Linked DNA regions of Homo sapiens: regions 2, 3, 4, 5, 6 and 7 are each linked to region 1. A link is a loop called in an ENCODE intact Hi-C map of the cell type or tissue named here. Cell type or tissue: PC-3. All regions are shown on one strand.

The links. A loop is a pair of places that touch in the nucleus more often than their neighbours do. Peaks named below come from ENCODE experiments on the same cell type or tissue, not always from the same donor. Only the 100,000 strongest peaks of a DNase experiment are listed, where the experiment ranks them.
Region 2: a loop joins it to region 1, with 6 times the contacts of the local background. A loop is called at or near these places in 3 of 110 quality-filtered maps.
Region 3: a loop joins it to region 1, with 4 times the contacts of the local background. A loop is called at or near these places in 3 of 110 quality-filtered maps.
Region 4: it touches region 1 in a loop (5-fold over the local background); 3 of 110 quality-filtered maps call a loop at or near these places.
Region 5: it touches region 1 in a loop (5-fold over the local background); 3 of 110 quality-filtered maps call a loop at or near these places.
Region 6: it touches region 1 in a loop (6-fold over the local background); 4 of 110 quality-filtered maps call a loop at or near these places.
Region 7: it touches region 1 in a loop (5-fold over the local background); 2 of 110 quality-filtered maps call a loop at or near these places.

Annotation. Positions count from the first base shown.
Region 1 is chr10:35,544,494-35,548,493 of GRCh38, reverse strand. The region is part of intron 7 of CCNY (cyclin Y); the gene reads right to left. Among named protein-coding and RNA genes, the nearest start is that of GJD4, 59 kb to the left of the region's middle. In PC-3, a CTCF peak has its summit at 1,576; DNase peaks (open chromatin) are centred at 953, 1,433 and 2,063; H3K4me3 peaks cover 1,402 bases; H3K27ac peaks cover 3,284 bases.
Region 2 is chr10:35,370,265-35,374,264 of GRCh38, reverse strand. All of the region lies in intron 1 of CCNY (cyclin Y), which reads right to left. Among named protein-coding and RNA genes, the nearest start is that of CCNY, 36 kb to the right of the region's middle. In PC-3, no CTCF peak of the experiment used is centred here; a DNase peak (open chromatin) is centred at 1,724; H3K4me3 peaks cover 1,305 bases; H3K27ac peaks cover 2,484 bases.
Region 3 is chr10:35,419,503-35,423,502 of GRCh38, reverse strand. The region is part of intron 1 of CCNY (cyclin Y); the gene reads right to left. Among named protein-coding and RNA genes, the nearest start is that of CCNY, 85 kb to the right of the region's middle. In PC-3, no CTCF peak of the experiment used is centred here; DNase peaks (open chromatin) are centred at 1,052, 1,792, 2,502 and 3,272; H3K4me3 peaks cover 1,165 bases; H3K27ac peaks cover 3,464 bases.
Region 4 is chr10:35,491,834-35,495,833 of GRCh38, reverse strand. The region is part of intron 2 of CCNY (cyclin Y); the gene reads right to left. Among named protein-coding and RNA genes, the nearest start is that of GJD4, 110 kb to the left of the region's middle. RefSeq lists an enhancer at 193-242. In PC-3, no CTCF peak of the experiment used is centred here; DNase peaks (open chromatin) are centred at 2,313 and 2,753; H3K4me3 peaks cover 902 bases; H3K27ac peaks cover 1,393 bases.
Region 5 is chr10:35,446,218-35,450,217 of GRCh38, reverse strand. The region is part of intron 1 of CCNY (cyclin Y); the gene reads right to left. LOC124902410 (a long non-coding RNA gene) reads left to right here and starts at 3,230. Exons shown (of 2, transcript XR_007062112.1): 1 at 3,230-4,000. RefSeq lists an enhancer at 1,519-2,189. In PC-3, no CTCF peak of the experiment used is centred here; DNase peaks (open chromatin) are centred at 1,937, 2,387 and 3,577; H3K4me3 peaks cover 759 bases; H3K27ac peaks cover 675 bases.
Region 6 is chr10:35,237,815-35,241,814 of GRCh38, reverse strand. LINC02634 (long intergenic non-protein coding RNA 2634) reads left to right here. Exons shown (of 3, transcript XR_930819.3): 2 at 3,264-3,388. Among named protein-coding and RNA genes, the nearest start is that of LINC02634, 4.9 kb to the left of the region's middle. In PC-3, CTCF peaks have their summits at 1,423 and 1,638 (motif pointing left); a DNase peak (open chromatin) is centred at 1,634; H3K4me3 peaks cover 240 bases.
Region 7 is chr10:35,386,396-35,390,395 of GRCh38, reverse strand. All of the region lies in intron 1 of CCNY (cyclin Y), which reads right to left. Among named protein-coding and RNA genes, the nearest start is that of CCNY, 52 kb to the right of the region's middle. In PC-3, no CTCF peak of the experiment used is centred here; DNase peaks (open chromatin) are centred at 2,405 and 3,445; H3K27ac peaks cover 1,463 bases.

The DNA.
Region 1 (4,000 bases):
AAACCCCGTCTCTACTAAAAATACAAAAATTAGCTGGGCATGGTGTACGCGCCTGTGATCCCAGCTATTTGGGAGGCTGAGGCAGGAGAACTGCTTGAACCCGGGAGGCGGAGGCTGCAGTGAGCCAAGATCGTGAAACTGCACTCCAGCCTGGGTGACACAGCGAGATTCCGTCTCATAAAATATATATATATATATATACATAAATATATATATTTATATTTATGTATATATATATTTGTCCTTATTTTCTTAACATTTTCTTTTCTCTGGCTTACTTCATTGTAAGAATACAGTATAGCATACATATAACACGAAAAATAAATAATAATCAAATGTTTATGTTACAGGTAAGGCTTTCAGTCAACAGTAGGCTATTAAGTTTTGGGGGGTCAAAAGTTACATGTGGATTTTCAACTGTGCAGGGTTCCATGCCTCTAACCCTGGAGTTGTTCATGGGTCAAGTGGAGTAACATGTTTCAAATCCCAAAGGCAAATAGCCAATAAGCTGTAGTAAGAGGTTCTAAGTATACTGATAATAAAATGGAAAACCATTACAGGGAAAGACCACCTTGACCTTCCCAAATTAGTTGGGTGACCCTCTGCTTGCTCCCAATGCTGCATTTATCTCAGTAGTGTAAGGGCCTCTTCCCTGGATAGGAAGCCTGGATAAACCCTCATCTCATCCCCAGTATGTGCAGCATCTAGCCCAGGGGCCGGCAGAGCGTGCTCCCTGAATGCATCATGGGCATATGGGGTCCTGCAGGGACGACAAGGGACCGCATCCACACAGGGCTCCGGCAGGCTCTTGAAAGAGCTATGAAAGGGCAGATTTCCAGCCCAAAGGAAGTCAGCGGGACTACATACGAGTGATTCGCTAGTAAAACGACCACAAATAATGGCATTCAGGAAAGAGAACTGCATCGACAAGGTGTAGTGAATTAAGGGAAACTGAGTCCTTGGCTTGTGAGACAGGTGCAGTGGTGAACAACAAAGTTCAGAGGAGGCAGCTATGGGCACACGGGAAGCCAAAGAGACCTTCAAATAAGGCCCAGGAAGTCATGAAGCACGGCATTGTAACTGCACTGGAAAGGCCTTTGTGGGGGTTTCCAAGGGTCCTTCACTCAACAATAGCATTTGAGTGTGACAACTGTTGGTGGAAAAAAGAAAGTCACTCAAGAGAGCTGAATAACCTTATCAATTTTTGGAGATTTTCATTTTTAACGGCATTTATTATATTAAGTTTGAACAGAAAGAATAAGCTAATGTTTTAGATCATAATTGTCCTCTGTGTGAACATCGTAACTCTTCAGATAAAGATCTAGGTGAGGCTCAGTGGAATTCTAGCTGGCACTGATCTTAGGGCCCCAGGCTGCGTATTTTACAAAGGCTGATGACAAATCCTCTTACTCTCCAACAAAGAGACAACCAGAAAATGTGCAATACCACTGTGCTGAGAGCAGAAAACAGGGACTGGGCCTAAGTAAACCTCCAGATCATTAAAGCAGCAGAAAAAGAAGACTGTGACTCAATCTTCACCCAGATCCCAGAGATTCCACTCCTTTACAGACATGAGGCGCTGCAACCTCCCAAGCTCTCCGCAGAGGTCAGTGCTCACTGGCTCAATACAAAAAGCTGACTATGTTTTCTTCTGACTTTTAACTTACCTTAGTTGATGAATATTAATAACTATATTAGTAATATTTAAGAGAATACTTAATGTTTGGGAAAAAAACAAACAGTCATGAACCAGGTGTGATATTCCATTACGGCTAACTGAAGCAATCAGACAACACAATACATCCTGTAACAGAGGGAAAGCAGTTGCTATATTGGGAGATAAGGCATTCATGGTAAGCTAGACTTAAAAATATGTAATTTAGCAAAACTTGCCAATAAAACTATAGTCAAGGGTCAGCTGCAACTTCTTTAGTAAACTCCCACTTGGATATTTTAACTCTCTGCCAAGTAAAATAATACACGGTTGATTTTTCTAAACAATATCCCACGACCATTGCTAACAGGTCACTCTTACTCAGTTAAGTTTTCAGATTTAATTCATGAGAATGACTATCCTAAGAAGTCTCTCTGGAAACCACAGGTTAATGAGCAACTATGGAGCTACAAAGAGGCATCAGCTGACTGCACATCACAAAGCTGTTCAGAGGCATTTGGAGGGGATAAAACTTGTGGAATTGAGGATATATGCAAATGAGATCCCAATGATGCTGAAATTATTCCAATCCAATTTTAAAGAGTAATACTAGGCCGGTTAATTGTCTGAATCTGTACCAGATATAATTTCTTTCTGGACTTTAAATCTGCCGTCTTTCAGCTGTTTGGTTTGGATGATTAGAGCATGTTCCAATACGGCTGAGGTTGAAATCATACGGGTGAAGACTGTGAAGTGAGTTGGTAGCTTCACTCCATTCTCAATTACACCCTAATTCCAGAGTGCTGTCTCATAAACATACTATTTTGAGGGAATGGGGGTAGCTACCTAAACTCCCTGTATTCAGCAATGCTCCATAAATTATCACTTTTATGGCCAACAAAAATAATTTAAAAAAGTAATTATTATTTTCTGTTTATAAAATTTCTGCCAGTTTCACATTTGGATTCTTTTTTGTACCTGATGCTGGAAGATTTTCCAATAGCCTGGAATACACATTTATATTATTAATATAGGTTAATAAATTAATATAAAGTATAATCTTTACCCTAAACTACAGCAATAACCTCCTTGCTGGTATCCCTGGAGAGATCTTAATACAAATCTTACACGATTCTGTTGGTATCCTGTGGATATGGGTTACAGTGTGTCCCCTCTTCCAAAATGCATATGTTGAAGTCCTAACCCCAAGTGCCTCAGAATAAGGCCTTATTTGGAGACAAGGCCTTTACAGATGTAGTGGAGTTAAAACGAGGTCATTAGGGCAGGACCTAACACAATATGATTGGGGCCCTTACATAAAGGGGAAACTTGGAGACAGACATGCACACAGGAGAACGCTGCGTGAGCATGAGGCTGGGCACCCACACATTGTAATACGTCAGAGAGAGGCCTGGAGCAGAACCTTCCCTCACAGCCCTTGGAACTAACCCGGCCAGTGCCTTGATTTCGGACTTCTGGCCTCCAGGACTGGGAGACAATGAAGTTCTGGTGTTGAAGCCACCCAGTGTGCAGTACATTGTTCTGGCAGCCCCAGGGAATTAACAGAATATCTGTCTAAAGACCTTGACGGCTCCCTCCCACCTGAAGCAAAGCTGGCAATCCACAGTCCGGGAGTAGCTCACAGACAGGTTTCGTTTGGCTTGGAGATTTCTTTTAAAAATCTCAGCTAACAACAGGGAACGTTCAAAAATAAGTCTGGGTTTCTTTGAACACTGGAAGGCCCCAGCCCCTCATTTCTACATGGCAAGGATTAGTCATGTTGTGATTTTCAAATGTTACTGAGTGTACATGCGTGCACACACATGAACACATGCTTGCTTAGCATTTGCCATCAGTAACAACCCCCTCTGCCCTCTAAAAGGAGGCCTTTGCAGCCCAGGAAATGATCCTGATCATCTACCTAAAAATGTATATAAGCAGAAGAGAAAGAACAAAACAGCACAGTGTGCAGCAAAGAGTGAACACAGCAAGCCTGAGACTGCCATGCTCAGAACAGGCTGCTTCTGGGGCTGACCTCAGTTGGCATTTGAAGAGTGTCCATTTCAGGAGGGCTCCTAGCATTCCCAGGACAGGTAAGAGCAGCTCACTATGCACACAAGGTGTACAAACAAGGTGGTTTATGCTGAGCCTGCTTTCCTTCTGGGACTCTGGAATTTTGATATGTGCTAAACAGAGGATGTCTGCGTAACCAACACTCAACACAAACCTTGGGTGCTGTCTCTAATGGGCTTTGCTGGTGGACAACATCTTGGAAGTATAGTCATACGTCATTTAACAATGGGTACATTCTGAAAAATGCTTCATTAGGCAATTCAATCCTTGTGG
Region 2 (4,000 bases), 170 kb after region 1:
ACCCCATGGTATCATTCCATCTCTGGCTAAACTATATAATATGTACACTTCACACAACTGCTGCACTAAAACTTCTAGGCCTCACCATTTGTTCTACAAAGGAAAGGGCCAAAAATATAAATCATTCAATATGTCCAGAGTTCTGTGGGCAAAAACAATGCAAAGGGGCTTTAATTGGGAAAACGCTGTAAGCTGCACCTCTTGCTATAAATGTTATGAACACCTTATTATGTGTCATTTCCAACCAGTTCCCAATTTTCAAAAAACTGTACAAAATGATACTTCCTTCTATGCAATTAACATGAAAAAAGTTATTTGTATGGGGCACTTGAGAAAACAAGTTAATACAGCTGATCTTTGAACAACTCAGGGGTTAGGAGAAACAACCCCTTCATGGAGTTGAAAATCTGTGTGTAACTTTTGACTCCCCAAAAACTTAACTAATAGCCTCCTGTTGACTGCAACCCTTACCTATAACACAATTAATACATATTTTGTATATGTATATACTATATTCATACAACAAAGTAAGCTACTGAAAAGAAACTGCTATTAAGAAAAATCATAAGGAAGGGAAAATAGATTTACTATTCATTAAGTGAAAGTGGATCATTATAAAGGTCTTCATCCTAGGCATCCACAGGTTGAAGGAAGATGAGGAAGAAGAGGGGTTGGTTTTGCTGTCTGCAGGGGAGCAGAGGCATAAGAAAATCCATGTATAAGTGGACCCAGTTATAAGAGGTATGCCGTTCCTCTTTACTATATATATAGACCCATGTTAGAAATACAAAGTAAAGTACACCATCCTTGCCCTCAACATAAGTGGGGTGGGAGGTGAGCACACTCCTCCACCACTCACCATCCATCCAGGTGCTCAACCCAACACTGCTGGGTGGCAAGGAATCCATTGCTGACAGCTGCAGCATGGTCTACTAAGCACCTACAATGGAGTCAGCCTAGGTCAAATGCTTTACAGGCTTTGTCTCATTTATTCTCCTAACAGCCCTAAGAAGTAGGTTTCATTATCCCCACTCTGTAAATTAATTAAATGAATAGAGAGACAGGATGCAATCACCCAAAACCGCACCAGGAAGAAGCAGGGCCAGGATTCAAACTCAAGACTGCCTGACTCAGGCTTGTCTTCTGATACTTCATTAAGTTTTCTTACTACATTTTATTACATTTAAAATTATCCCTGGATTTTAAAATCCTTTCAGTTTACAATCTAGCAGAGGAAATAAGAGCATGAATAAAAATAACCACAACTGGCCAGGCATGGTGCCTCATGCCTATAATCCCAGCACTTTGGGAGGCTGAGGCAGGTGGATAACCTGAAGTCAGGAGTTTGAGACCAGCCTGGCCAACATGGTGAAGCCCTGTCTCTAAAAAATACAAAAATTAGCCAGGTGTGGTGGCAGGCGCCTGTAACGCCAGCTGCTCGGGAGGCTGAGGCAGGAGAATGGCTTGAACCCAGGAGGTGGAGGTTGCAGTGAGCTGAGATCGCGCCATTGTACTCTAGCCTGGGCAACAAGAGTGAAACTCCGTCTCAAAATAAATAAACAACTGTAAGCAGTAGCTCTCTATGAAATGGGATACACAGTTAACTGACACAGAACAGACACAAAAGAGGAAGGTGGGGCAGGAAGGGCTGATGCCCAGCAAAAGTACAAGCCAGAGTGAGCAAAGGCACGTAATCAGGAAACAATGTAGGGAGTGCTCAGAGAATGACAAGTGGAATAGAGAGTCTGAGAGGGCCAAGAGTGAGAGAAAGGCCAGAGCTGGCTGAGCCACACTTCATGCATGACCTCCGCACACCCTGGAAGGCCCGAGGCTGATCCCAGGGACTCAGAGTGAATCGTCTAAGGATTCACAGGACTAAGACCACAGAAGACTGACTTTTGGAAGAGTAATCTTTGCAGAAACAATTCAGGCTGGCCCATGCGCACTGCTAACGCATTAAATTCCTCTCCCAATCGACAGAAAAAAATGAAGCCACCTGAATGCAGCCACTCCTCCTTGCTGTCCCCTCCTCTCCTTCCTCACTGTCAGGGTGAATGGGAACCCTGGAGTTCCCCCATCCTTTCCCTCCTCCAGAGTGACTCCTTTCATTATTTTGAATCTCTCCCTCTAACCTGGGCTTCATCCTCTGAGCCTTCAAAGCACATATGCATCTGCCAGTTGCAGGAAAATGTAAATATAAAACACAGTACCTGCCTTTTCACACCCCAGTCTCACACAGGAGTGGTCTGCCCTTGTTGCTGCATCCTTTATAACCTTGAACATCAGTAATTCAGCTTCTGTTCCCATTGAAATCTTTCAGAAACACACCAAACTGCCATCAATCACTCATGCAATCACTCATGCAATGAAACTTGCTCAGTCTTCATGGACTTGCTTAAGAACTCAGAATTGCTGATCATCCTCTTCATCTTGAAGTTCTTTCCTCCTCTGACTTCTGTGGCTGCTTCTCCCGGTTCCTGCCCTAGCTCTGACCACCCTTCTTGGTTTTCGCTTCTCCCCGTGCCTCACAGACACAAGTGCCACATGGCCCAGGGCCTCCACCCTGTGCCCCAGCTTCCCATGCCATGGGAACAGTTACAGCATCTCTACTGTGCCCCAGTCCTCCTCCCAAGCTGAGGCCTCACGTTAAAACTGTAGGGAGGATGAAAGCACCTGTCACAAACAGCCAGACTTGGTTGGGAAGGTCAGTATGAGACATTAAGAAAGGCAGGTGGAGGTGAGATCATGGAGAACCTCACATACAAGGGAAGGTCAGTGAAGGTCACTGAGAAGGAAAGTGACTTGTTCAAAGGAGTGTGGATGGACAACTAGCCTGGAAGGATTGTGAAAGATGGACCTAAAAGCAAAGAGATAAAGGCAAGGAAGACAACTAATCCAGGCTCAGTAAATCAAGGCAGGAACTAGTGTGGCCACAATTGAAATAGAAAGGAAGGAGAGGTCTCTTGAGAGTCCAAGTTAAATAACAAAGAAGTATCAGCTGATACAATGTCCAGGTCACCTCTCATCCGTCAGCCACTACACAGGTATCACGTTGCTTCTGTATCCCAGCACTGGGCTGGGCGGTGGTACTACCAACATGATCCATATAGTCCCTGCTTTGAAGGGACATACAGGCTACGTGGAGAAGTCAAGAAAAGAAATCCAGCCCTCTTAAAACCATTTCAAAGAACAGCAAGTAAAATAACCTAACAGACAATCAATAATGAACAAGTTTTAAGAGTTTTAACCTGGCCAGGTGCAGTGGCTCACGCCTCTAATCCTAGCACTTTGAGAGGCCGAGGCGGACGGATCACTGGGTCAGGAGATCGAGACCATCCTGGCTAACATGGTGAAACCCTGTCTCTACTAAAAATACACAAAATTAGCCGGGCGTGGTGGCAGGTGCCTGTAGTCTCAGCTACTCGGGAGGCTGAGGCAGGAGAATGGCATGAACCCAGGAGGCGGAGCTTGTAGTGAGCCAAGATGGCCCCACTGCACTCCAGCCTGGGCGAAAGTGCGAGACTCCATCTCAAAAAAAAATAAAATAAAATAGTTTTATCCAAGATCAGATAGTTAACCAAAGGAAGAAAAGTGTTGTAATAGGGAAATATAAGGCACTTCACACTACCTGGCCAGTCTCTGGAATAACTGCACACAATAAAAACAGAGCCAGAGAAGATTCCTAGTCATTATCATCCAAGGTCTATAGTTAGCTAAATTTATAATGACAATGTTCAATTTAGGCTTCATACTTAGCCTGTTTCCAGGCACAGAGCAAGTATACATAAACACCAAAAGAATATGGATGAGGAACGGCCGGGCGCGGTGGCTCACGCCTGTAATCCCAACACTCTGGGAGGCCGAAGCAGGCGGATCACAAGGTCAGGAGATCAAGACCATCCTGGCTAACACGGTGAAACCCCGTCTCTACTAAAAATACAAAAAATTAGCCGGGCGTGGTGGCAGGCACCTGTAGTCCCAGCTACTCGGGAGGCTGAGG
Region 3 (4,000 bases), 120 kb after region 1:
CTTTCAGCAGAATTTTTTTTTTTTTTTGAGACAGGGTCTCCCTCTGTCACTCAGGCTGGAGTGCATTGGTATAATCATGATTCACTGTAGCCTCAACCTCCCTGGGCTCAGGTAATCCGCGGACCTCAGCCTCCCAAGTAGTTGAGAATACAGGTGCGCGTCACCATGCCCAGCTGATTTTTGCATGTTTTGTAGAGACGGGGTTTTGCCACATTGCCCAGCCTGGTCTCGAACACCTAGGCTCAAGCAATCCAACTGCCTCGGCCTCCTGAAGTGTTGACATTACAGGTGTGAGCTACCACACCTGGCCGAAAATTTTTAAATAAATGAAAAAAGACTCTATAAAAAAAAGTGGAAATGAATTAAAGGCAAACATCACACAGACTAAACACCACCAAAGGACAACTAGTCATTTTACTTTAGGAGACTGGGGAGGTGGAGAGTTCAGCATACAAAACACTAGAAATAGATTCACAAATCAAGTGATTTTTCAGTGCTATTAACTAAAGCAGTAACTGTGGTTGATTCAGTACCATCTAACAAAATGTAAAGTCAGTTACAAAGACTGCACTTAAATAAAAGCAAATACTATGTTATTGTGCTCTTAGAGAAAAATTTTATAAAGGCCTTTTACTAGCTAGACAATTAAATGAGTCCATGTTTTTTAGCAATAAAACAAAAAAATCATGAAGGATAAACAGACATCCTAACACGTAACTAATGCTAAAAAGATTTCATTTAAATGGCACAATTCTCTCTATTCCTTTAACTCTTAAATGACAAAAAAATAAGCAAATATAAATAAATAAATCTCTAATGGAATGCTGATTAAGAGACCTCTCTTCTTGGCCTAATCAATTATAAACCAGAATTAACTGACTAAATGTAAACATAAAACAACATATCTTGAAAGTCTATAACAGCTTTCAACTTTTTAAATTACAAGCACAATAACTGCCATTTTCTGATTGCCTTTATGTGTCAAGTACCTTGCTACTTACTCACATTTAATCTTCTCAAATGCCCACGAGTCAGCTCATACTACAAGACAGGGAAACGCAGGTCAGAGAGGTTACAGAGCTTAGACAAGGCCACACAATCAGTCATGCACTGCAGCCAGGAGCTCGGATCTAATGCTAAGTCCAATGCTTTTTTCAAAACACAACTGCCTATATAGAATTGTAGCTGAATATCATATGAAAAAGCTAACTCATCCCGGGATCAAGGAGGCCACATAGAAGATTCCAGACAGCTGAGGTGCCACGAGCCAGCAAGAATATAGAATAATGTTTTATTGACGACTGTAGGTTTTAAATTTAAATTTTAAAAAAATTTTAAAAGAATAGAAAGGTGTAAAATTAGATGGAAAAATGAGTCAAAAATATTTATAGAATACAAAATAAGTCAAAAAAATGTTTTAAAAAGAATATAGAATAGCATTTAAGAGTGCAGGCTCAGGAGCCAGCTTTTCTGACTTCAACCCTGACTCCTCCACTTGGCACCCTGATGACTGTGGGGCAGTGACTTTCTCTGTGCTTCAGTTTCCCCTCTGCAAAATGGAGATGAGTATCCACCTAAGATTGTTACGGAGACTGAATTAAAATTCACCCAACACTGAGAACCATATCTGGCCCACAGAAATTACTGTATTTATATTTACTGTCAAGAGAAACCTCTGAAGAGAAAGCAGAATGACTAGATTCAGATCTAACAGGCCTGGATATAAGAGCAAGGGCAGAAAACAGGAAAGTAAGTGAAAACAAGCAGGATGAGCTGTAGGGAACGGCATCCTGGAGGAAAACAAGTGACTCAGCTCAAGAAAATGGGAGTCCATCACAGACTCCAGTCAGCAGGGCCAGCTAGAAGAGCACCAGGCAACACGGACAAAAGCCAGAGAGGCATGAAACTGTCCCTGACAAAAGCCACCCGACGCTTCTAAATACCAAATGAAGGCAAAATAAAATTACTTGGTCTTAAATTGGAGGTGAGAAAATGAAGGCAGACCAGCAAGCTCTGTGTTCCCTGGGTCGGGGGTTCTAGAATAACAGAAACAGAGCACCTGCCCAGGACTGGAAGGCACTGATCCAGTGAACCCGCGTCAAGCTGACCATCAGGAGACTGGAGTTAGGATCCACATAGTTAGAGAGAGAGTGGTGCCAAGCACCCATGATAAACCGTGCCTCTGAACTTCCTGCAGCACAGAGACGGGAGCTCATGTGGAAGAGAAGGTAACAAAAGGGCCCTGAAACCAGGAATGAATTTAACAAAGAAATTCCCTCTCCTTTTACACTTGGCCTAGAAAGGTGATCCAGGAACAACACCTGAGTGGGCTTCTCCAGAAGCGGCCTGTCCAACCCGTGTGGCCGTCCTCAGCCAGGTCCTTTGAACCTCGTCCTACACCCAAAATCCCACCCCAAAGCAGAGCCGGCACTGGCATAGGTGCACACAGCCTGACTTCAAACAGGCCTATCCACTGGGCTGGCTGTGTGACTAACAAATAAATGTTAAGTACGCAAATTTACACTTGGCCATGACTTGCTCAAAATTGGCTTAAAATGCTGCAGGGTATGATTCTGAATCAGTAAACAACAATACATTTTTCACTTCAGTCAGCCAAACACAGAGTTCAAATAAGATTTTGAAATTAGAATTCAGACTCATTGCCATTTAGGCTGTGAATTAACAGTTAAAAATTAGTCTCCGTTCACATTCAGCTTAGGTTTGATGAGCAAAACTGCCAAAAGAAAGCATCTGTTTTTGCGGTTTGAAAACATATTTGCTTTAAAAAAGTTTACTTCATATTCAGTCCCTACTTTTTAGGTGAGAGTCTGATTTTGTTTTCCAGTGAGATTCTGGTGTGAGATTGCGACTTCCTCATGAATTGGTCATTGGGAACTGGGTAAGGTGATCCTAGATCCCACAGTGCACTCTCCAGAATCCCCATCAGGTGCTGAGTTGCTGAGTTGCACAAACATGTTCATCTCAAACTGAAGATATGCAGAAAGAGTAGTTGCAAAGTCACTGAAAAGCTACCTGTGCCAAATCAGAGACCCCAAAATATCACAGCAGCTTCACATTTTCATGAGAAACAAGAGGGCACAAGTGAGAGAGAGCCAGGAAAACCCAGGTGGGCCTGGTTTCTAGGGCTCGCTGCTTTTAGGGCCACTGGGGTCGGATCCCACTCCACCTCCACTGCTCACCAAAGCAAACAACATCAACTTTACCAAATATTCCTCTTGCTACAGAGCAAGACATGATTCATTCAGTATCACTATATCCTCCCACACACAAACAAAGGATGCACCATGATCCAGATTTCTTTAGGAAATTAGCAGCTTAATGAAAACTTCTTGAACTTATATACATGATGATTCTTCCACTATTTTATCTGTAAAAGATAGTCACAGGAAAAATCAGGCAAGCACAGACATAGGACCTAAATTAAGAACAATAGAAAATTAAGAACAGGAGTCAGCAAAACTTTTCATGTAGAGAAAAAACTAGATAAGAAAGAAACCATCTGCAGGACCAAAGGGCACCATTTATTTTGAACTGTACTAAAAAAAAAAAAAAAAAAAATTACAGCCATATCTATTTCTTCTTTTAATTATAAAGTTTGCCTAGAAATTAGTAATCTGTCAGCCTATTTCCTAATTTCAGCAGTCACAATGCTGTATGAATGACCTAAAAGTATCAAAACCTAAAGTATTATATACCACACACACACACATAAATGCACACATATATTTACGTAAACGTATATAAAGAGAGACATGAGATAAAGCAGTTAAAATCAATCTGTAGGACTAATTGAGTTGTATATCAAATGAGTTGATATGCAACTAAAATGAGCTGTATATCTAATGGGGTTTAGTTTTGAATTATCTCCAAATTAGCTATCCAATAACTTCCTCAGACCGATAACTTATCACCTTAAAAATCCTCCAGATTGCTAAAAAAAAAAAAAAAGGAACGGTCTAATGCAACCCAGTCCTTCCCT
Region 4 (4,000 bases), 53 kb after region 1:
GCTGAGCTCCTGCCCTGACAGGGAAGTCGTCATGAACACAAACGGCCAGGACACAAAGTGCACTGTAGCAGGAACATCACCCACACTTTGGAGCCCAGAACAAAGCATCCTGGTGTGGCCATTTCCCCCCAAGGCACACCTCCTGTGCTGCAGGAAGGGAGCTTCCAATTAGACCTCTGGCCTGCTCTGAACTGTCCAGGACCTGCTCTTATTTCGAAATCTGGGCACAGAGGAACGTGACATTCTGTGCATTCAAAGTGAAATCTAAATAAGCAAAGCCAATGAAACAAAAATGAAAAGACATAGAAACATTTCTAAGATGTTGAGGGCACAGCCAGTCATGGAGAGGAGAAAATTCCAGGGAAGAGAATAGGAAGTAGACGAAGGAAGAACATAAGGAGAAAACTATTCAAAGAACAAATATCCACCTAAGCTGCCAACACACTTGAGAGGTTTTCTGTTTCTCACAGAGAATATCTAAGGCCAAAGGATTTCTTCAGAAGCACAGAAACTTCAGCTAAGTGGCATCCATTTAAAACTTTCTGCTAATCAGAAAAGAAATGCATGCTTATTGCAGAAAATTTGGAAAATACAGAGCCATATAAAGAAGAAAATGCAACTGCAAATAAAAATTAAAAGCTTGCTTGGAAAACACAGAGATACATAAAACATACACACACACAGAGTATCCTTATCACCCCTTATCTGAAATGCGTGGGTCCAGAAGTATTGTGGATTTAGGATATTTTTTATCAGATTTTGAAATTCTGCATTATTTGAGCATCCCAAATCCAAAAATGTGAAATCCAAAATGCTCCAATGAGTATTTCCTTTGAACATCAGGTTGGTGCTCAGTAAGTTGCAGATCCATCTTGGAGCATTTCAGATTTCAAATTTTTGAATTTGAGAGGCCCAACCTGTTTAATCCAACAATCCAGAGACAATCACTATTAATATTCTGATGTGTATCCTTTGAGTCTCTTTTGTGCGCATATATACAAAGCAAGCATGATGTGTACTTTTGCATATGAATGTATTTGTATATAAGTATGTGCAAGTATACATGTGCTCATATATGAACATGCCAACAGAAATATGCCCATTTTTCTATTGGTGTGTTAGCATTTTGACTGATTGTATAATAATTCTTTAATACATAAAGGCATTAATCCTTTTTCCTATAGATTGTGATATTTCCATCACTGATGATTTCATTGTTAGATGCATTTGGACATGAGTTTTCATTTTTAGGCAACTTCCTTCATTGCTTCTACAAACTTACATGCCCCTTCCCCATTCTGACACTAAATATTCACGTATACTATTTCTAGATGATTATGATTGTATTTGTTACATTTACTCTACCACTAGTCAATCCATCAGAAATCTATCCTGACACATGGTGGAGGTGACGTTATCATTTTATTTTTTAAGTGAGACTTAAAGTGCTGTGTATTCTAATATAATGAGCTGCTATCAAATGCTGGCTGATATAATTTCAGACCTGGCCTCTTTCTGGTTTGCTTCCAAGGTGTGTTGAAGCAACTCTTTCTTTAAAAAAAAAAAATCTTTATTTTTTTGTAGAAATGGGGGGGGGGGTCTCACTATGCTGTCCAGGCTGGTCTTGAACTCCTGGGCTCAAGCAATCCTCCCCACTCAGCCTCCCAAAATGCTGGGATTACAGGAGTGAGCCACTGTGCCTAACCTGGAAGCAACTCTAAGATGTGGGGGTCCACGATCTATCTTTATCAAGGAAAACACAGAAAAAGATGGGACTGGGCACAGCAGTGCACAGAAGCCACCCTCTACTCTTGTCCTGGTATCCATCCCTTCTCCTCCTGGTCAGGCCCAGTGTTCTGGTGCAAGGTGTCACAGTCAGCACAGAGGAGCTGTCAGCACAGACAAGCTAGAAGATGGCACAGACCCAAGTCAGGGAAGAAACTCAATCCAGCTGAGCAAATGAGAACCTACACTCTAGGGTAAGGATTATATTTACTGAGAACTTGTGTTGTCTTACGTACAGGGCTCGGTGCTTTGATGGATTATGCATTTAGTCCTCCTGACAATCTCACAAAGAGGTACTAACTCCATTTTACAGTGATAAAATTGAGATTGAGGGAAATCATGTGGAAATGGATCATATGCACCAAGATTATGTGGAGAGTGTTGGATCTAAGCCTCCAGTTCAGGCAGTCTGATTCCAGAGGATCGCTATCTTCAGGCAATCATTCCAAGGCATTAACTATTCTTACATGGTGACTGCATCAGATTATCCTGAAATTCAGCTGCCTCCCTAGATGTCACGGGGCAGCCAGCCAAAAACATAAGCCACGTAAGGTAAGCTATAAACATGGTAAGCTATGAAAAGTATTTACAAGGTTATCAGTCTGTGCCAACTGAAGGGGAAATGCAGGTGCTCAGAGTTTTTAAAAAGAGAATTGAAAAGTAAGTTTATGGCTACCAGCAGGCCACAGGTGCTGTCTAACAGTAGGACAAGGCTGTGGTAGACGGGGCATCAAACTCCCCCCAGCCTGGGGGAATTATCCCTGCTAACCTCTATTCTGGATCTGTGCTCACTGAGCAATGTTCTGACTGGGAACAGCGCAGGTCAGGAGAGAGGATATGATAAAAGGTACGGAGAAAACTGACATTCTGGGTCTAAATGATTTCATCTGAGTTTGTACTATATCAGCAGCTTTCTCCACACTGGAAAGCCCAAGGGATGAAATACTGGAGTCAGGTGATGCACCCAAGAAAAGTGAGCCACGGCACCCAAAGAGCGCCTCTGACTTACAGGGCGAGGCCTGGCCAAGAAACCTGATACCTGCCCTCCCCCCCCCATGCACCTCAAGAGAAGACTGCAGAGGGGAGAGGGGAGAGCTGGCCTGAGGGTGGCACGGTCATGCTGAGTTCTGACCCGGAATAGGAAAGCCCAAATACACCACCTGAGCCTAAAAAAACCTACATCCTCCTGTCCCTAAATAATGGATGTGTCGTTTTCTAACAAAGCTAGGGAAGGTAGGAGAAGGTAAAGCTGCAACACAAAACAGAAAGCCACTACTCAGGGAAGACTGCCACCGTGCCACGGCAAGTCTGCCCAGGGTGGGTCATGATGCCCTGCCTTCATTCCTTCATTCCCCTATGCTTGTGAGTTTCTTCTATGTGCTAGCCACTGCAGAGACTGCGGAATGTGAAAGGCACAGTTCCTATCCATGAGCAAGATGCAATCCAGCAGATAAACAGAAAGCTATTTATTTCTATACCACAAAAATAATCACCTCCACACAGAGGAATATGCAAACTGCACTGAACGTAATGCCACTGATTTTCTGATAAACCATTACTCTATGTGTCACTAAGAAAGAAAAAAAAAATGCTGCCAATTAAATTTTGGCAAGTCACTGACTGTGCTGATTTCAGAGGTGTTCCAGCCAAGGAAAGGTGTCTATCACAATCAATGGAATGAAGAGAAACAGGGAAGCATCACCTATGAGGCAGCCATTGGGCCAGCATGGACAGAGGGCAGGTGCTGCGGGCAGAGCATGCCACAGATGATGGCCTCTCAGGCCTGGAGGGGAGGGGACCCACAAGAAGGGTGAAAAGGGCTCTGTGTGTGTGCTGGTGTCTCACTGTTCCAGTGGTGAGGAGACAGACGGTCAGGCAGGGAGGGGCCTAAGAGAAGCTCCACTTGCAGACAGGTGGAAGAAAGGTTTGAGAGAGGACATGATGGAGGCAGGAGACTGGGAAGGGGCTCGCCACAGACTGGGTGAGGAAGGAGGAAACGAGAGTCCAGGCAGGAAGGGGAGGATGGGAGAAATTCAGGGCATATAGGTGCAGCTTAGACACTGACTACAGGACTCTGGGGGTGCCCATTAAGACCCAGACAAGCAATGGGTTTATTCTTAAAAACTAGGTTATGAGGCCGGGCGTGGTCGCTCACACCTGTAATCCCAGCACTTTGGAGGGCCGAGGCGGGTGGGATCACGAGGTCAGGAGATCG
Region 5 (4,000 bases), 98 kb after region 1:
ATCCCAACCCTGTAAATTCTTCCACCCACCAAGACCACAAAGCCCGATTCCACCACCTCTCTGCCACCCCTCCCCCTGCTACATCCTTGCTTTCTTCTCTACCCGACTCAGAGCCACAGCCTTGTAGTCATATTGGCTCCCTGGTGCTCTCACGTGCCACCACGTTCCTCTGCCCTCCAAAGCGCTTTCTGGCAAATCCCAGAGCTGATTAAATCTAACTCCCCATCTCCTCTGCCCCAAGCAGCTGTACACAGCTGGAGGAGATGCAGAATCCTGCTGACTGGTCCCACCGTAAACTCTTGACACCCTACTCAGGTAGGCCCTGAGTGGTGCGAGATAGCATCATTGGAAAGGCCCTTTTTGTCTCTCCCCCAACCTCCAACACTCCCTGGCACTCTCAACTTACTGTCCGTTCAGCTGAGAAGACAGAGGCCAGGAGAAGCACTGCAGCCTTCTTGCCTCCATTGTGCTCACCCTGCCATCTCTGCTCCCTGCACCTCTCTGACCTGTGGTCCCTAAAAAGGTACCTCCCTGGGGCCGGCCCCCCTACTCGGCAATGGATCCCTGCCCCTCCCACCCTCTCTCTCCTGCATCATGCATTTCCCATCAGCACAGGCACGCGTAGTAATTACTCTCATTCCAAAAACCGAACTACAGCTCTCAACCAGCCTCCCCCTCTGCAGCCTTCCCTCTATTTCTTTGCTTCCTGTTCAGCCAGGCTCCTGCGTGCTCCAGTTCCTCCTCCCTGTTCTCTCTGGAACCCTGCCCAGTAGGGCCATTGCTCCCACCCCCAACTCTCCAGCTCTTACCAAGGCCACTGCTAATTCAATGGCCACATCTCAGTCCTTATCTTACTAGAGATGCCCACTTTCTCCTCAAAATGTCTCCCTCGCTGACTGCCGGGACCATCTCTCTCTCTTCACCCCCCTCCCTGCCCCTATCTCTGCCCCTCCTCAGCTCCTTCTCACACACACCTCTGCTGCTTCCTTGTCCCTTCCCTCCTCGCTGCGTGGTGACCTCAGCCACAAGACTGTAATGAATACCCTCAGTATGCCAATGGTTCCCATGCTATTATCTCCAGCACTGACTCCACTGAACTCCCATGCTGCCCGTTCAGCTCCCCTGTTGACTAACATGTAAATCAAAATCAACAGGCTCAAGACCTGTTCCTTCCAGTCTACATCAGTCACTAAGGAGCAACTCCACCCTTCAAGGCCTGCACTCATCCTCCACCCTCGCTATTCCCACCCAATGCAGCCAACCAGCAAATCCCCTGACCTTGCCCCTTGACATGCCTCAGGGTCTAACCCACACTGCACCCCCTGGGGATACTCCATTGTCCATTCTCTCCATAGTTGCCACAGGAATCCTGCCAAAACTGCATTAGGAGCACGTCTGCTCAAACTCCACATTGGCCCCCATTCTAGAGTGCAAAGTACTCACAGTGGCTACAGGACTGGACATGCCCTGCCCCTGCTGCCTCTCTGACCACTCCCCTCCATCCCCCACACTCCCTCTGCCCCTCAAACCCACCAGGCGCATGCCCACTCTGCTGGGAAGGCTCCTTCCCCAAGGAGTCACATGGTTCAGCTCTCATATCCTTCAGGTATCTGAAGGATGTCACCTTACCTAACAGTAACACCATAACATCCCTTTATATAAGCACTGTCCTAATACCTAACACATAGTAGTTACATGGCAGGCACCATTTTAAGAATTTTACACATGCCAATTTATTTAGTACAACTCATATAATAATAATATTACCCTCATGTTACCTATGAGGAAAGAGACATAGAGAAATTAAAGGGCTTGCCAAAGTCACACGGCAAGTAATGGGAATTCGCATTCCAACTCAGGCAGCCTGGCTCCAGAATTTCTGCTACACCGGCCCTACCCATGTCCCCACCCTTAACTTCCTGCTTTGTTTTCTCTCCGGTCTGCTTTGTTCGTGACTGCCCTGGGGCCCCAGATGGTGTCCAACAGAGAGCAGGTACTTGGCCATTACTTGTTGAATGAGTTAAAGAACGATTCAATCACACTGAGCCACCTGTTCCCCTCCAAAGCTGTCATCAATCTGCTGCTGTACAGAAGTCACCAGATCACAATTAAAATGCGAGCCGCTGGTTCCCACAGTGAAGGCGGTCTCCTTCACTGGCTGGAGGATGAGACAGTGACCTGGTGCCAGCTGAGCCAAGGAGCACCAGAACAAGTGGCCTTTCTGATAGCTGAAAACGAATGAGGAGCTACACCATGAACGGCAAAGCACAGCCTCAAACACCTTCATCACGGGAAATGCCAGGGGCAGGCCTACATTTTTTGGTTAAAAGCATATCTTTTGTTTTCCTGCCTGTTATGCCTTTATCAAACTATCTGTGGTTTACAGCCACGTGTTTCAAATTCCAGACCAAGCACAAACATCCGACCTGTGCCAAACAGACTCAGCAAGCCAGAGAACAGAAATCACAGGAAGCCAAGAAACTCCCCAAAGTGTCAGACATGCCCATTATTTCTGGCATTTCATGGCAGAAATGCTACCCTTGGGTTATTACTTATAAATATTTCAAGCTACTGCAATGACACTGCTACTAAACAACACCTCAAACCTCTTGAAATCTTAGAAATTAAGATTGTATTTATATTATTTTAGGGTTTAGCAAGTTTTTCTTAAGAAATGGAAACGTGCAGGTAAAATCAAGAAGTGTGAGAAATGACAGAGATAATGATGATGATGGTCATAATCACCCCACTGTCTCAAGACCACAGTGGTGTTTCCCCATCATCTGCCCCTAAATATAAATAAAAATTGCTCTCTGGCTTACCACGTTATCGCTAGTAAAGCCTCCTGTCTTTTTGAAACATGATTACATTTGAAAGTCCTGCTTACAAAGCCACGTGTTAAACTATGGTTTTTCTAGAATTCAAACTAAACCAGCTTTCTTAGATGGAGTCTCGCTCTGTCACACAGGCTGGAGTGCGGTGGCACGATCTCAGCTCACTGCAAGCTCCGCCTCCCGGGTTCACGCCATTCTCCTGCCTCAGCCTCCTGAGTAGCTGAGACTACAGGCGCCCGCCACCACATCCGGCTAATTTTTTGTACTTTTAGTAGAGACGGGGTTTCACCGTATTAGCCAGGATGGTCTCGATCTCCTGACCTCATGATCCACCCGCCTCAGCCTCCCAAAGTACTGGGATTACAGGCATGAGCCACTGTGCCCAGACCTAAACCACCTTTCTTTAACCTACATGGTAACTATATGTTTTCCAAAATCTGTATAATCAATTTATCTAAAAATTACATTAGAAATTAGGAGACACTAATTTTTAAATCTAGAACTTATCTCGACATGCAATTTTGAAACTGTCAGGAATGAAGAGACAAATTGCTTATTACACTTCCGCTGGAGAACAACGAACAGCCCTGGGATGGTACCCAGAGGGCCATCAGCCCCACAGATCCCACAAGGGGCAAGAGGAGCAACCCAGCACTGTCAGTCTCTGCTCCATCCAGGATCCAGTGAGCCAGTGACAAGGCAGGGTTGGCAACAAGAAGATCATCACTAACCACAAAGACCCTGGCAAAGGGAAGCTGCTCATGAAACACAAACTGGATATGACAGCTTATTACAATTCCTGTCCATGAGTTCATGTCCAAATTCACACTATCCCTGGCAAATCTACACTACCACACTTTTACTAAAAGCAGGGACAGGACAAAGGAACAATTTCTTGCACACAAATGCATTCTGGAGGTCAGTTAATTTAGGACAATTAAGTACTATTTAAATGAAAGAAAATCTATATTTAGTGGGGAAAAAAAACTCCACATTTTTCACTGAGCATGTGTGTCCAGTATCTTCATCAAGGAGAATATTTTAGGCATTTGACATGTAAGTATTTTGAAGAGATTTTTGAACCTCACTGACCTGTTACCTTACTTCTCAGATGATAAAGTATTGTACTGTGGAATCGAACATTTAGTACTATTTTTAAAAGGCTG
Region 6 (4,000 bases), 310 kb after region 1:
GGAGGCCAAGGCCGGTGGATCACCTGAGGTCAGAAGTTCAAGACCAGCCTGGCCAACATAGTGAAACCCCATCTCTACTAAAAATACAAAAAATTAGCCAGGTGTGGTGGCGCACACCTGTAGTCCCAGCTACTCAGGAGGCTGAGGCACAAGATCGTGCCACTGCACTCCAGCCTGGGAGACAGAGTGAGACTCTGTCAAAGAAAAAAAAAAAGGCAAAGAGAAAGAGTAAATGTTCAATTTTTGCAGTCTAGTCTTTGCTTTTGAAATTTTCTGAGACCACAGACTTGCAAAATAGGCTTTTGAAGAGATAGGGTTTTCTAAATTCCAAGTGTTCCCTCTTTATTTGAATTAAATAATTCATTAAAATTATTATTTTTTAAATGAAACAGGGTCTTTGTCACCCAGGCTGGGGTGCAGTGGTGCATAGTTCACTGCAGCCTCCAACTCTTGGGCTCAAGTGATCCTCCTGCCTCAGCCTCCTGAGTAGTTGGGACTACCAGCATGAAACACCATGCCCAGCTAATGTGTTTTTTGTAGAGATGTTGCACAGCCTGGCATTGAACTTGTGGCCTCAAGGATCCTCCTGCCTTGGCCTCCCAAAATGCTGGGACTACGGGTATGAGCCACCACACTCGGCCCCAAATGCTGTCTTTTTTTTTTTTTTTTTTTTTTTTTTTTTTTGAGATGGACTGTCACTCTCTTGCCCAGGCTGGAGTATGGTGGCATGATCTCGGCTCACTGCAACCTCTGTCTCCCAGGTTCAAGCAATTCTCTTGCCTCAGCCTCCTGAGTAGCTGAGATTAAAGGTGCGCACCATCACGCCCGGCTAATTTTTGTATTTTTACTGGAGACGGGGTTTCATCATGTTGACCAAGCTGGTCTCGAACTCCTGGCCTCAAGTGATCTGCCCACCTCTGCCACCCAAAGTGCTAGGATTACAGGTGTGAGCCACCGTGCCCGGCCTCTCCCTCTTTATATTTTGAGACAAACCTGGCTGGGTCATAGATTGTTATAATGGCATCATTTTGTTGTTGTTGTTGTTGTTTGAGACGGAGTCTTGCTCTGTCGCCAGGCTAGAGTGCAGTGGCAAAAACTCGGCTCACTGTAACCTTCGCCTCCCTAGTTAAAGCAATTCTCCTGCCTCAGCCTCCTGAGTAACTGGGACTACAGGCGCCCACCACCACACCCGGCTAATTTTTTTTGTATTTTTTTTAGTAGAGACGGGGTTTCACCATGTTAGCCAGGATGGTCTCAATCTCCTGACCTCGTGATCCGCCCGCCTCAGCCTCCCAAAGTGCTGGGATTACAGGCGTGAGCCACCGCGCCCGGTCATGTCTACGAAAAATACTAAAAGTCACTACTAAAAACAGAAGAAATTAGCCAGGGGTGGTGGTGCGAGCTTGTAATCCCAGCTACTCTGGAGGCTCAGGCAGAAGAATCGCTTGAACCCGGGAGGTGGAGGTTGCAGTGAGCCGAGATCGCGCCATTGCACTCCAGCCTGGGCGACAGAGCAAGACTCCATCAAAAAAAAAAAAAAAAAAAAAGAAAAGGAAAAAGAGAGAAATTCTCTGGATTTAGGATGTCATTTCGGTTTCTTTATCAATTTGGCTCCCTCTAGAGGTCAGTTAGCAAATTTTAGTCAGCGCGACTTAAACACCTTGGCCCTCTTAAAACAGTAATTTCTCCTAGGAAGGTTTTGGAGAAAATGATTGAAATTGATTAATAGAGTCTATTTTTTAGCAAACATTATATTTAATTTTTTTGTTTAAAATTACTAAGGCTGCCAGATTTAGCAAATAAAAATACAGGACACCCAGTAATATTTACAGTTCAGATTTAAAAATTAATTTTTTAACCTAAGAATGTCCCAAATACATTAATCCAGCAACTCTGTATATCTGTATATAGAGACATACACTATATATACAGTGTTTTACTCCTCATTTGTTAAGTGAGGATTCTGAGGATCAAAACATCCAACTCCAGCCTCTCATTTTCCCAACATTCCCATGGCTTGTTCTTGTTATTTCATTCTAAGTTTTCTTCTAAGTTCTCAAAAGAAATCAGATCATAGGTCTGGTCAGATAACTTGATTTTAAGCTCCAAAGGACCTGAGATATTGAAGGAAACCAAAATATTTCACCCCAAAATATCCTTTGTTGACATATTTTGAGATAGCTCTTCAGAGAGCTAAGCAGCCCTGCAAAGCTGTCTTTTGCGTTGAGCTTTTTGCATCTGTAGAGCAAATCTGCATCCCTGCAGCCAGGCTTTCTGAGGTCCTCCCTGGTCCAGATCTAGGAAAGATGAACTGAGAGTCTGACATCTCTCAAGATCTGAAAGGAATATTTCCCACCTCTTCTCTCTGAGGGCTGCTACCCGTGAGGTTTCAGCTGCATAACAAGACCACCTTTGCTAGCCAGGCGTCCTTTTCTCTCCCATCCATAATCTGTCTTGCCACTGTCACCTGACTTACCACCATAAACTTTTTGGGGCCATGCTCGGAGCCCCCATTTTTTCTGTAATCTCAAAATGGTAGAGGCTGGGTGTGGTGGCTCACGCCTGTAATCCCAGCACTTTGGGAGGCCGAGGCGGGCGGATCACAAGGTCAGGAGATCGAGACCATCCTGGCTAACACAGTGAAACCCTGTCTCTACTAAAAAAAATACAAAAAATTAGCAGGGCGTGGTGGCAGGTGCCTGTAGTCCCAGCTACTTGGGAGGCTGAGGCAGGAGAATGGCATGAACTTGGGAGGCGGAGTTTGCAGTGAGCCGAGATCCTGCCACTGCACTCCAGCCTGGGCAACAGAGCGAGACTCCGTCTCAAAAAAAAAAGGTAGAAAAGTCTGGGCCTGGTGGCTCACACCTGTAATCCCAACACTTTGGGAGGCCCAGGTGGGTGGATCACTTGAGGTCAGGAGTTCAAGACCAGCCTGGCCAACATGGCCAAACCCCATATCTACTAAAAATCCAAAAAATTAGCCGGGTGTGGTGGTGGGGTATTCCCAGCTACTCTGGAGGCTGAGGCATGAGAATCACTTGAACCTGGGAGGTGGAGGTTTCAGTGAGCCGAGATGGCACCACTGCACTCTAGCCTGGGCAACAGAGCGAGACTCTGTCTCAAAAAAAAAAAAAAAAAAGGCAGAAAAGCTTCTGTGCTTCACTGGGAAGCTGGGGTGATCGTTCTGTGATTTTCCCCTATGCATGTTAATAGATTTGCAAGCTTTGTCTCTTAATAATCTGCCTTTGTCTGTTGATGTTCAGCAAACCTTTGGGAAGGTTTCCCTTGGCCCCTACAGTGTTGGCGTCACAGACAGGATCCTAAAGCTGCTCTACTTTTCTGGAAGCCACAGTCCAGGGAACCCAGGACCTGACAAAGCATCAGAAGGGTAAGAAATTCCTACCAGCCAGGCTTCCGGCCTCTCTCCGTGAAATCCGGTCAAGCAGACAGCAGAAATCACTGTTTGTCTCTTTTCCCTTGCCTAAAATCTTGATTAATTGGAGAAAAGGATTTGTGTGACTAGTCTTGGGTTACGTAGCGATTCTGGTATATTTTTAGGCATGAATATTGGTATTGTCTGATCCTTTTTCTCTCAGTCTTTTCCCTTGTATTTTGGTATTGATCTGTCATAAAGAGGGGTGCCCTAGGGTAGAACATGGATCTAGAACCCCCAGAAGCCCACTGTGCCAGCTGGCTCTGCAGTTTTTTTGTTGTTGTCATTGTTTTTTTTTAGATAGAGTCTCGCTCTGTCACCCAGGCTGGGGTGCAGTGGTGTGATCTCAGCCCACTGCAACCTCCGCTTCCCAGGTTCAAGCGATTCTCTTGCATCAGCCTCCTGAGTAGCTGGAATTACAGGCACGCGCCACTGCGCCCGGCCAATGAGTCCTATTTATAAGGTGCTTTTGTTGTCTCAACCCCTGCTGCCTGGTTAGTCCTGGGAAAGTCCAATCCCAGGAGAGCCTGCCTCGTGTCACAGATTAATAGGTGTATGACTGGTGGC
Region 7 (4,000 bases), 160 kb after region 1:
TTTTAAAACCACCTGAATGTGTGCCAATCTTGCAAAAGAACATGGGTTTCCTCAGCAGCCTGATCCTGGGATGGAAATACCGTCTGCTGGCACACCAGGCATCCTGGGCAACTATTTTGGGGTGTTTTGCCATCCTAGGTTTGCTTCCTACTAATTAATCATTGCAAGGCATTTAGACAAGGTCAAAACTAATTGACAAGAATTTATCTATATTCAGCCACAAGTGCATGGGATAAAGCAAGATCAAATTATGCTACTGTGCTTATTTAATTTGTATGCCATATTTTGTACAAACATAATCTGATAGTTCTCACATTTTGAAAGTATAATCCTTAAAAGCGAGCCAATGAATGCCTGGTAGGAGATCTTCCTCATTTTCCATTTACTAAACACTGAGCTGATTTATGACTAAGTGATACTCTGTTTAGCAGAGAGCAGTCTTCAGATAGATAGGAAATAATTCACTTTGTTCATTTTGTTCTATGCTCATGACCAATATCAGACGATGCCTTTATGAGAGAAGGCAACAATAACACATTCTTATTGCATACCCAAGTTTTCTTCCAAGCATGAAGAATTGAACTTGGCATTTCACAGTTTTATGGAAGTCAACATAAAAGGGTTTTTGAGTTCTCACTACTTTAAGAGTCACAATTCTCAGCCGGGTGTGATGGCTCATGCTTGTAATCCCAGCACCTTGGGAGGCCAAGGTGGGCGGATCACAAGGTCAGGGGTTCAAGACCAGCCTTGCCGACACAGTAAAACCCATCTCTACTAAAAATACAAAAATTAGCTGGGCATGGTGGCAGGCGCCTGTAATCCCAGCTACTTGGGAGGCTGAGGCAAAAGAACTGCTTGAACCCGGGAGGCAGAGGTTGCAGCAAGCCGAGATCATACCACTGCACTCCAGCCTGGCAACAGAGCTAGACTCCGTCTCAAAAAAAAAAAAAAAAAAAGCACAGTTTTCTATTTCTTAGTTTGTTCATAAGTAAAATCAGGGAGTTGAAAGAGTTCCCTTTAGCTCAGCAAACACTTACTAAGCACCATATATGTACACCAGGGGCTGTGGTAATGCCAGGATTCAAAGATGAAACGAACAGTGCCTGACCTTGAGAAGTCTGTAAAATGTAGTAGACTACAGTAGTAGTAGCAGTAGTAGTAGTAGCAGCAATAAAATATATATAAACAGACAACTTCTAATATAATCTGATATAGATGAGGGTTCTAAGGAAACACAGAAAGAGAGCCTGTCCTAGGCAGAATAACGTCCCCAAAGATGTCCTCGTCCTAATCCCTGGAACCTGCAATCTTACATGGCAAAGGGGAATTAAGGTTGCAGATGGAATTAAAGTTGTTAATCCACTGACTATAAAACAGATGTTCCTGGTATTATCTGGGTGAGCCTAAAGCAATCTCCTTAAAAGTGGAAGAAGAAGGCAGAAGAGACAGGGATGTGCTGACAGAAGTACACTCCAGACATGGTAGGCCACTGACTTTGGAAACAGGAGGGGGCCATGAGCCAAGGAACGCAGGCAACCTCTAGACACTGGAAAAGGCAAGGAAACAGATTCTCCCTGAGAGCCTCCAGAGGACCTCAGCACTGCCAGCCCTTTGATTTTAGCCTAGTGATACCCAGGTCAGACTTCTAAACTAGAGAAGTATAAGATAATGCATTTGTATTGTTTTAAGCCAGAAAGTGCATAGCAATTTGTTGTGGCAGCAGCAGAAAATGAACACAGAGCCTTTCTGTTGGAAAATGCAATTATTTATATGTCAAAAGAGAAAACGCAATTATTTATATGTCAAAAGAGAATACTCATTCCATCAGCCACACCCAACAAGGAGAGGAAGCTCATTAAACCTAAAGCTGGGTGCAAAAATGCAAATGTTGAGTGGTATATAGCCATCATGTGACACTAAGTTTCCAGCCTGCTCCCAGAACATCTTTCATAGACTCACCAGTCAACAGAGCTGTGATGTGGAAGACAAACTACTTGCCAATACAAGGCCATTAACTATTCATACAGAAACTGCAGTGCCACCTAGTACTTCTGTGCCACATATATAAGTGTTCATCTGGGCCTTCTGAGATGTCTGCTCTCAGACAATCTATTTTGTTTCAGCCTTTGTCAGCCAACACTCTACAAATATAGCCTACCTATATACTCTACAAATACACTCTCCAAATACAAATGGAGCACAACATTTAAATGTGATACCAGGAAAGGCTGCAGAAGACAGCCCACCCCTGGCCTGGGGCCAGAGCATCTCCTTCTCTAGAATTGCTCTCCAGGAGTCAAATATAGCCCCACAGTTACCTGTCAGGCCACATTCTGAAATGCTAAAGGAACATGAAAACACACAAAGGGGCTGCTTCCTCCTGGACACTGGCCCAGCATTTGTTCACTTACTTGAGATGACTCAACTAAGTCATCTCAAGTAAGTGAACGTGCACAAAGGCAGAAGAACTAAGGCCAGAGGGGAAGGGCCATACCTAATTTGGCTATTTTCAGGAAAGCTGTGCTTCAGTATGGAATCCTACAGCTGTGTTCAGAATCCACCAAAGATCTGTGACTTTAAATATTCTTACGTGGATCTTGGCAGTGAGTTCACTCAGGAAGAAGATGCTTAATTCTACATGCTATACATTAACTACTAAATGTATTTACACAAAACCCAAACATTTATCTTGCTTTATAAAATACACTTAGAAAACTCCACACAGTAAGTTTTTAAATAATAAGCAAACTGTATGTGCATGAGCACTTTTCAGAACACATGCACACCTGCACTCCCCTCCTCCCTTTTGTGGATTCCTTTCCTTTCTTTACCCACCTCTTCTTGGCATTATCCCCTGGCATCCTCCCTTGTTTATCTGATCAATCGACAGTTTGGAAGCCATTCTTCCCACCATCCTTCTCCCACATCTGCCCCACATACAACATGGAGCAGGCAGTCTCATGGCGGCCCAGAGCTCACTACTGTCCAGCTGTAGAGCAGCCTCCTCTGCATTTCTATCCAGAAGGGGCAGAACCCTGAAGCCTCAGAACCACCATCATCACCAGGCATTCTTATGGGAGCTCCCGCAACCCCTCAGCAAGCTACATGGGGAAGGAACTCAGCATCCTGAGGAGGAAAAGGACTATCTCACTGGCAGTAACTTTTTTAAAGCAATCAATCATAAGTTTTGGTGTTTTCCTTTGTTCATAAGTTAATCAAAGAGGAATGGGAGATTTTTTCCTGTGTATTTTTTAAGTCAGTCTCATTTCTCTCCCATAAAAGTTCAGAATAGATTCACCTCTAGAATAAAAGGACAGTGGAATTCCTCTCAGTAGTGTAGTATGTTGGCAGCTCAGGGGGAGCATAAAATGGTACTAGCTATGTTTTGGCCCAACAGCAGGAAATCACTGAAGGCCTGCTGGTGTTCACTGAAGAATGTGAACGTGCACAAAGGCAGCACTGCATTTGGGCCACTGCCAGCTTTTCACTCCCAACGCTTTCAGAGAATTGCACCATCCCCCACCCCTCCATAAAAACCAAACAACAAACAAAAAAACAGGTTTTACTAAAGACCTTCATTATTAAAAATCAATGAAGGAATCTTGACATATCTAAGAATGCATTTTCCACACATAATCAATCCTACAAAAGTAACAATATACTGTAAATGCCTCATTTGAAGATTAGTTCCCAGAAAACCTCCAAGTTTCCTTCAACTCGGTCAATATTGGAAGGCCGTACACTGCAAGATGAGCTCACACAAGTCACCACCATGTGGACTCCCGAGTCCATTTAAGTCATCAGTTTAGGGAAACCTGCATTCTCATATTGTAAAAGCCAATAATAAAGTATAGTATTTTTATAATGGAAACTGACATAATGGGATACTGCTTATATACAATAAACTTTAAAGCTCCAAACAACAAATACTCCCTTAGACTCAGTCACTACTAAAGAACAATCAAGTCTAACTTTGGATATCAGAGGCCCCTTCCTCACC